Linked DNA regions of Homo sapiens: regions 1 and 3 are each linked to region 2. The links are chromatin contacts, found by Hi-C or POLR2A ChIA-PET in ENCODE. All regions are on one chromosome and are shown on one strand. The core of a region is the stretch at or near the end of the contact, and the rest is flanking DNA. Distances in the headings are between cores, read along the strand shown.

The links. Hi-C counts contacts between places; a loop is a spot of excess contacts on that map. ChIA-PET counts read pairs that join two places held with the same protein, here RNA polymerase II (POLR2A). Pooled maps may share reads with other maps.
Region 1: a map of K562 shows a loop between it and region 2 (3-fold over the local background). The contact joins the promoter of ATP6V0A2 here to the promoter of KMT5A in region 2. A Hi-C loop is called at or near these places in 1 of 168 maps with a recorded cell type or tissue (K562), 1 of 37 single-sample maps with no recorded cell type and 12 of 50 pooled maps. POLR2A ChIA-PET finds 5 or more read pairs at or near these places in 4 of 52 experiments (HepG2, WTC11 and activated naive CD4-positive, alpha-beta T cell).
Region 3: a pooled map shows a loop between it and region 2 (3-fold over the local background). The contact joins the enhancer-like site here to the promoter of KMT5A in region 2. A Hi-C loop is called at or near these places in 1 of 168 maps with a recorded cell type or tissue (CD8-positive, alpha-beta T cell) and 7 of 50 pooled maps. POLR2A ChIA-PET finds 5 or more read pairs at or near these places in 4 of 52 experiments (Panc1, activated B cell, activated CD4-positive, alpha-beta T cell and 1 more).

The regions. Positions count from the first base shown.
Region 1 is chr12:123,711,022-123,713,721 of GRCh38, forward strand. It overlaps ATP6V0A2 (ATPase H+ transporting V0 subunit a2), which reads left to right and starts at 1,332. Exons shown (of 20, transcript NM_012463.4): 1 at 1,332-1,661. The coding sequence starts at 1,545. LOC105370042 (a long non-coding RNA gene) reads right to left here. Exons shown (of 3, transcript XR_945477.4): 3 at 1,745-2,700. RefSeq lists a silencer at 1,157-1,706.
Region 2 is chr12:123,382,791-123,385,490 of GRCh38, forward strand. KMT5A (lysine methyltransferase 5A) reads left to right here and starts at 1,342. Exons shown (of 8, transcript NM_020382.7): 1 at 1,342-1,418. The coding sequence starts at 1,409. RefSeq lists silencers at 313-535, 1,463-1,632 and enhancers at 500-1,230, 753-972, 1,813-1,972.
Region 3 is chr12:122,874,531-122,877,230 of GRCh38, forward strand. All of the region lies in intron 1 of VPS37B (VPS37B subunit of ESCRT-I), which reads right to left. Among named protein-coding and RNA genes, the nearest start is that of VPS37B, 20 kb to the right of the region's middle. RefSeq lists an enhancer at 1,318-1,487 and a silencer at 2,212-2,420. Within about 2 kb of position 1,346, at least 5 of the 41 ENCODE cell types and tissues checked have a DNase peak (open chromatin) inside an H3K27ac peak, as active enhancers do.

The sequences.
Region 1 (2,700 bases), core at 82-2,581, 330 kb after region 2:
AAACAATGTCCCCACCTTGGTGGAGCTTCCATTCTAGCAGGGAAGACTGGCACTAACACACAGACAAGATAATTTCAGATGGTGGCAGGTGCAGTGAAGGAAATAGAACAAGGATGTGACTCCAGGGACAGTCTCAAGGAAGGGGATATGTAAGCAGAGACTCGACTGGGACAGCGGTGAGGTTGCGGCCTGGGGCGGGGGGCCACTGCTTCCCGGTCAGTGTGGGGAACACACACTGGGTGCTGTGTGATTCCATCGACAGGACAAGCCTGGAGGTGGCAAATTTAGCGAGACAAAATTGTCCTGTGGTGGCCAGGCCGGGCGGGAAGGGGAGACTGCAACTGAGCAGGAGGAGTCTTGCGAGGTCGGTGGGAAATGTTTGAAAACTGGATTGGGATGCTGGCTGCACACTCCAACTTCACGAAGAAGCCTAGGATCCCTCCGGGCGGCGGATCACGCCTGTAATCCTAGCGCTTTGGGAGGCCAAGGCGGGAGGATTGCTTGAGTTCAGGAGTTCGAGACCAGCCTGGCCAACATGATGAAACCCCTTCTCTATAAACATTTTAAAAACAAATTAGCCGGGTGTGATGGCGCGCGTCTGTAATCCCAGCTCCTCCAGAGGCTGAGGTGGGAGGATCGCTTGAGCTCAGGAGGTCAAGGTTGCAGCGAGCCGAGCTCGTGCTACTGCACTCCTCCCTGGGCCACAGAGGGAAACCCTATCCATAAAAAACCAGCAGCAGGGCCGGGCGCAGTGGTTCACGCCTGTAATCCCAGCACTGCGGAGGCCGAGGCAGGCGGATCACCTGAGCTCTGGAGTTTTGAGACCAGCCTGGCCAACATGGTGAAACCCCGTCTCTATTAAAAATACAAAAAAATTAGCTGGACGCGGGTGGCGCGCGTCTGTAGTCACAGCAACTGGGGAGTCTGAGGCTGGAGAATCGCTTGAACCTGGGAGACGGAGGTTGCAGTGAGCCGAGATCGCGCTACTGCACTCCAGCCTGTGGGACTGCGTGAGATTCCGTTTCTCTCTCTCTCTCTCTCACACACACACACACACACACACGCAGCAGCACAGGGTCGTGCACTAGGAACGGGTGAGCTTCGCGGCGTGCACACTCGGCGAGACTCCTCCAGGAAAGCCGGGGAGCCGCGCGGGATTTAGCTCTGCGTCCAGTCCGGCGGAGCGCCAGCTGCAGTGGTCGTACCCGCCGGGTTCGCGCTGGTTGGCCCTGCCGCCACGTCGTGCGGCGACAACCTCGGGCGTCCATTGGTCGGCCGGCGGGGGGGGCGGGACGCGGGGGCGGAACCGGAACCGGCAGTGGCTTGGGGGCGGGACCTCGCGGACTGCTGTGGCGGCAGCTGGAGCGGCGGCCGCGGTGGCAGAACCGGGGGCGGCCGCTGCAGTCTGGAGCCCCATAGTGCGGGGCCGCGGCCAGGCCACAGGAAGAGCTCGAGGCCCGGGCCGCACCGGCTGAGTGTGCGGGCCCGCGCGGCTCGGAGCCGCCGCCGCCCATCGAGCCCCTCCGGGCGCGGGTCGGCCCGCCATGGGGTCCCTGTTCCGGAGCGAGACCATGTGCCTGGCGCAGCTCTTCCTGCAGTCGGGCACGGCCTACGAGTGCCTCAGCGCCCTGGGCGAGAAAGGCCTGGTCCAGTTCCGAGACGTGAGTGTCGCCCGGGAGACGCGGGCCGCACCTGCTCTCCTGGCGCCCCCAATCCCGCGCATCGCTGGGGCCCTCCCGCGGGGAGCACCGAGGAAGGGCGCGCCCCGTCCCCATTGTCCAGACGGGGAAGATGACACCCCAGCTCAGCGGCCAAAGCTTCCCGGAGCGCGGGGCTGACTCCAGGGTCGCCGGCCGTCTGTGTGGTCGGCGGCTGCTCTGCCCCAGTTAGTTAGGATCGCCCGTGTGGTCTTCATCAGCTCCGGGCACCGAGCTCAGCGGGAGAACAAATCCCACAAAGGCCTCTTGGAGTCCTTTTGGAACTTTACGGGGGTTAGGGGGGCGCATTAACCAAATAAATAGGTCAACCAGAAAAGGTTTGCCATAAAGAAGAAACGGGGTGATGTGAAGGTGATTCGGGCGGGAGGTGAGTGTGAAGGGATTGTCGAGGAAGCCTCCCGGAGAAGGTGATATTTCAGCTGAGACCCAAATAGAAAGGAGCCAGCCGTGGGGAAGATCTGGGGAGAGGGTCCTTGTTGGAGGGAACAGGAGGAGCCCAGACAGAGCCAGAAATGGGAAGGAGCTGGATGTCATCTGCTTGAGGAGAGGGATTTTTGTGTTTTGGTCACTGATGCTTAATGCTGTACATACCATTGTGTGTAAGGACTTAAGAACTCAGTCATTGTTTGTCGAGTGGAAGCTGTCTCCCCAACAAGTAATAATAAACATTTGTTTGTCCATTTACTTGTTTATTGTTTGTCTCCACCAAGGACTGTCAACCTCTGAGAGTAAGTACCTTAACGCAGTCCTTGGCAGTCATTGGCATCGATAGGCATTTGTTGAATGAACAGACAAGCTTTTCTTGACTGCCCGCTATGTTCAGGCACTGTTTTTGGTGCTGGAGACTCGGTGGTGAGCAAGGCAGACACAGTCCCTGTGTTCCTGGAGCTTCCAGTGTGGGAGGAGACAGATTAAACACACTCTGATTATGAGCTGTGATAAGTGCTAAGAAGGCAAAGAACAGGGTGTGGAAGGGAGACCG
Region 2 (2,700 bases), core at 92-2,591:
ACTGACCCAGGCCCTGCAATTACATTGCTGGGTGACCTTGGGCAGCGCGTAAGTGACCCGCTTCCTCTATTGCCCCATCTGTAAAATGGGTGGGTGTGAAGCATTAGGATCTTTGCGGTCCTGGAAGGACCTTCCCTACTGACCCAGTTAGTTGGTAGGAGTTGTGTCTGTGGGTTTTTTTTTTTTTCTTTTTTTGAGACGGAGTCTCGTTCTGTCGCCCAGGCTGGAGTGCAGCGGCGTGATCTCGGCTCACTGCAAGCTCTGTCTCCCGGGTTCACGCCATTGTCCTGCCTCGGCCTCCCAGGTAGCTGGGACTACAGGCGCCCGCCACCACGCCCGGCTCATTTTTTTTGTATTTTTAGTAGAGACGGGGTTTCACCGTGTTAGCCAGGATGGTCTCGATCTCCTGACCTCGTAATCCACCCGCCTCGGCCTCCCAAAGTGCTGAGATTACAGGCGTGAGCCACCGCGCCCGGCCGGGTTTTGAATACTGGAATATTCAATAAACCTTTTTTTTTTTTTTTTTTTTTGAGACAGTGTTTCGCTCTTGTTGCCCAGGCTGGAGTGCAATGGCGCGATCTCGGCTCACCGTAACCTCTGCCTCCCGAGTAGCTGGGATTACATGCTATTCTCCGGCCTCAGCCTCCCGAGTAGCTGGGATTACATGCATGCGATACCACGCCCGGCTAATTTTGTATTTTTAGTAGAGACTGGGTTTCTCTATATTGGTCAGGCTGGTCTCGAACCACGGACCTCAGGTGATCCGCCCGCCTCAGCCTCCCAAAGTGCTGGGATTACAGGCATGAGCCACCGCGCCCGGCCAAAACCTTTCAAACCTGAGAATGAATGGATCAAACTGCTGGAGAGGTCGGTGTGCTGGAGTTGCTAAACTGCTGGGAGACTCAGGTTTCCCAGCTCTTAAGGGAAGATCGAGGGGTCAAAGGTCGGGTTCCGGTCAAGCCCACAGAGAACCGGAAGTCCCAGATCCGGTCGGCTCGGAGCCCAGGGCTCCAGCCGGGCTACTCACGCTCCGGAGGCGGAGCTTCAGCAGCGGGAGGGGGAGGAATCTGGGGCCTCCCAATGGCAGCTCGGGTGTCTTCCATCGCAGCCATTCAACGTCTGGCGACGGTCAAATTTAAACACCCCTCCCACCTCCTCCGCCGGGACCTGTCGGGAAAGCGTTTGCAGTTATTGCGGCGGCTGGACACGCCCCGCCGCCGAAGAGGCGGGAGAAGGGCGGGGCCTTTCTCCGAGTTGGCCTATCACTACGGGCAGCCTGCGGAGAGGCGGGAGGCGGCGCCAATCGGGGCGAGCAGCTGGAGCCCGGCGGAGCAGTTGGCTGAGTTGTTGCAACTTTTTTCGAAAGCTGGGTTTCCCGGGAGATCCCAGGCGGTGACAGAGTGGAGCCATGGCTAGAGGTATTTGCCCAAGTGGCCGGCACCGGAGCGGCTGGGTCGGGGGTCGTGCTGGAGGGGTTGCCGGGGTGGAGGCAGCGGCTGCGGGGAGGCGTCCTCCTCGGGTGGCTCGGGGCAAGCTTGGGGACCCGCGTGGGGGGAGAGGGGGTGCTGCTGCGGAACCCGCCGGCCCCCCCTTGCGGCTCCAGATGCCCCCAGAAACCCTTCCCACTGCCGTGCTTCTGTTTCCCTTCTATGAAGTGAACACCTGCGGGCCTGCCTCTCCACGGCAGCAGATCCATATGTCAGAGCTCTTTGGAAACTAAAGCGCAGGGCACCTCCAGGGAATAGGTGTTATTGATAGAAGTGGGGCGGGGGCAGGAGTGAGGCTTCGCCCACTTTGGGGCCCTCTCTCTTTGGGAAAGGAGGTGATCCCGAGGCGAAGGCGCAGATCGATAACCTGCATATTGGGGTGCGCGTCAGGGTGGACACCGCAGCAGGCGCCTTTCCTCCCTCCCCACGTCCTGAGTCAGCTCTGCGCCGCTGGAGCGAAGGCCGGGCCCCGCTGGCCCACTTTGGGGTAAAACGGGTTCCTGGCATCTCGCGGGCGCGGTCGTTCGCCCCGCATCTGGTCAGGACTTCGCCCCCCGGTAGATGGCTTGGGTGGGCTTGTACAGCCCTGGGAGGCGATGCCCTGTCTGAAGTCCTCTGCATACTTAGTTGGCTGTCAGGACAGTGCCTCCCAGGTATGCGGCAAAGAGATCTCCAACCGCTTGGTCATTTCCAGCCACTGCGTCTCCTTCACGCCAAAGGGCCAAAAACTTGAGCGTGAAAGTTGAGTAGAATTAGTATTAAAAAAAAAAAAAAGTTTTGGTATTATATTTTTCTCAAAATTTCAAGGCTTCAAGTGTTAGTAGGAATTTGCTTTAGTGCAGTATGCTCCCTATAGCAATAATAATGAATAAAATAATGATTCATTCAGTAAATATCTATTGGGTCCCTTTGTTTTCAGGCCCTGAAGTCAGTTGCATCATCTATTCTCCTAGCATCCCTAGAGGTTCTTTTGGGATAAGACTTACCCAGAGCCTGATGAAAAAATGAGGCATAGTAAACTTCAGGTTAAAGAGCTTCATCACTCAACTCTTGGAGAAAATTAATACTAATATTTTTCCTTTGAAAAGTGTTAAGCATCTAAAAGTATATTTAACATTATCTGACTAATTTATCTGACAAATTTTAATAAAACTATGCTTCCTGGGTTCATTTTTCTCATCACAGCAAAATCATTTAAACTACTTGTTTTAAA
Region 3 (2,700 bases), core at 96-2,595, 510 kb before region 2:
AAGGAAAGCGTGGACTATAATAAAGACAACTCACGTGTCCACATTTCTGGGGTCTGGGGAAAAAAGGCAATTTGTTTTGTATAGGACACACATAAGCCACCAGGCATCAAAAGAGGCCAAATAAAACTCCAACTGAGGCCGAGTGCGGTGGCTCACACCTGTAATCCCAGCACTTTGGGAGGCTGAGGCAGGCAGATCACCTGAGGTTAGGAGTTCAAGACCAGCCTGACCAACATGGAGAGACCCCTTCTCTAAGAAAAATACAAAATTAGCCGGGCATGGTGGCACATGCCTGTAATCCCAGCTACTCGGAGGCTGAGGCAGAAGAATCACTTGAACTTGGGAGGCAGAGGTTGCAGTGAGCCAAGATCGCGCCACTGCACTCCAGCCTGGGCAACAAGAGTGAAACTCCGTCTCAAAAAAAAAAAAAAAAAAAAAAAAAAAAAAAAAACTCCAACTGAGGACTGTTAAACTGGCAGTGATTTTTTAAATATCCTTTGGGTATTCAGATGTTTTCATATAAATACGATAACTTTTTTTTTAAATTGAGACAGAGTCTCGCTCTGTCACCGAGACTGGAATGCAGTGGCGTGATCTCAGCTCACTGCAGCCTCCGCCTGCCAGGTTCAAGCAATTCCCGTGCCTCAGCCTCTCAAGTAGCTGGGATTACAGGTGTGTACCACACCTGGCTAATTTTTTTTTTTTTTTTTTTTTTTGTATTTTTAGTAGAGACGAGGTTTTGCCACATTAGCCAGGTTGGTCTTGAACTCCTGACCTCAAGTAATCTCCCTGCCTCGGCCTCCCAAAGTTCTAGGATTACAAGCATGAGCCACCACACCCAGACAAATACAGTAAATTCTAAGTGGCCACCCAGAGAATACCCACAGCATCCTGCAGGATAATGGCAGTAGGGACAATGGCCAGGATGCATGTGCTGAAGGTGAATGTCTTTTCTTAAGCATTGGATAAAACTTTTTAACACTCAAAACCTGCCCCAGAACACACCTTGGATGCTACAATCAATGTAGAAACTCTTTCCTCAATCTTTTCATTGTTACAGTTGGAAAAAAAAAGGGGGGAGGAGAAACAACAGCTTTGTTCATTTGCAAAGCAAAGGCAAATTGGCCAGGACAGGCCCGGGAGGCCTCCACAGGCGCAGCATACACCACTCAGCAAGGCCCAGATGGCAGCCACTCCGGCCACATACACCCGGCTCTCCACCCCTCTCCGACTGATTCCAGCCTCAATGTCTGTGACCAAATCTGTACAGTAAATCTGAGAATGCTTAGAGAGGTATTTTAGGAACCATCAAACTAAAAAAAAAAAAAAAAAAAAATCTTAAGTTGCCACTGTCTTTGTTTCATGGTAGGCACCAACAGATACCTGAAATTGAAAACAGTGATGCCAACCTCTTGATCATTCTCATGATCCTTTTTGTTAACCATAGAAAAGTCTTTTCAGGAAATAATCTCTCTGTGGTAAAGAAACATTCTTATAAATTTACTCAGTTTCACTTCAGTTTCCATTACTTCTCATAAGTGAAGAAAAATGAGATGCCTGATTACAGCATTTGTAGTAGGACCTGGCTTGTCTAAACTTATTTCTGCCCACCTATCCGTGCATGAGCACAGAGAACTCTCTGGAAGCATGCTCACCCCAGGGTAACAGCAGCAGCCCGAGTGGTATGATTTTTTTACTTTCCACTTTCTACTTTTAACTATCACAGTGTTTGATTCATTAGAGCAAGCACGCATAACTTTGTAGAGAAAGGGTTTTTCTGTTTTAAGTTAAAAAAAAGTATCTTATATATACTTATCCAGGCAGAAATGTGGAGGTCTCTTTTTATCTCTTGGGATGCTTACATTAATATATGTAACTCTCTCAGAACACACAGTCTGGCTGGGCACGGTGGCTCGTACCTGTAATCCCAGCACTTTGGGAGGCCAAGGCGGATGGATCACTTGAGGTCAGGAGTTCGAGACCAGCCTAGCCAAAATGATGAAGCCCCACCTCTACTAAAAATACAAAAAAATTAGCCAGCTGTGGTGGCGGGTGCCTATAATCCCAGCTACTGGGGAGGCTGAGGCATGAGAGTTGCTTGAACCTGGGAAGCAGAGGTTGCAGTGAGCTAAGATTGTACCACTGCACTTCAGCCTGGGCAACAGAGTAAGACTCCATCTCAGAAAGAGAAAAAAAAAAAACACACACACTATCTCAAATGCACATGTCATTATTTCTTTATTTGGGTTGGGGGAGTGTGGTAGAAAATAAAGTCAGCAAGAAAGAAAAGAGATCTACAGTCCCCTCTGCATATGCCACGGCTGCTACAAAGGAGAGGCACGCAGGGGCAGAGGCAGAGGCAGGAGACCGCCTGCAGCTCTGTGGCCAATGCTGGGTCAAGGGTGTAGGTTTCCCATGGATGCTTTCCAGACCAGACACTTCTACAATGTGAAATTCTGATTCCAGCTGGCCAGTGTCTAGCTCCTCCACCTGTAATTATAATTGTGCCTTCCTAAACACAAAGGCAGACAAATCTGCCCACATTTCCAAGCTAAATCTTCTTCATGGAAAGATACTCATAGCAGTTCTTTTTACCCCCTTCACACTGTAATATAATACTTACAACAACTAAGTAAGTGACATGACTGAATTCGTTTAGCAAACTTGAACAAACAAATGGGAATCCTTAATAGCACCGGA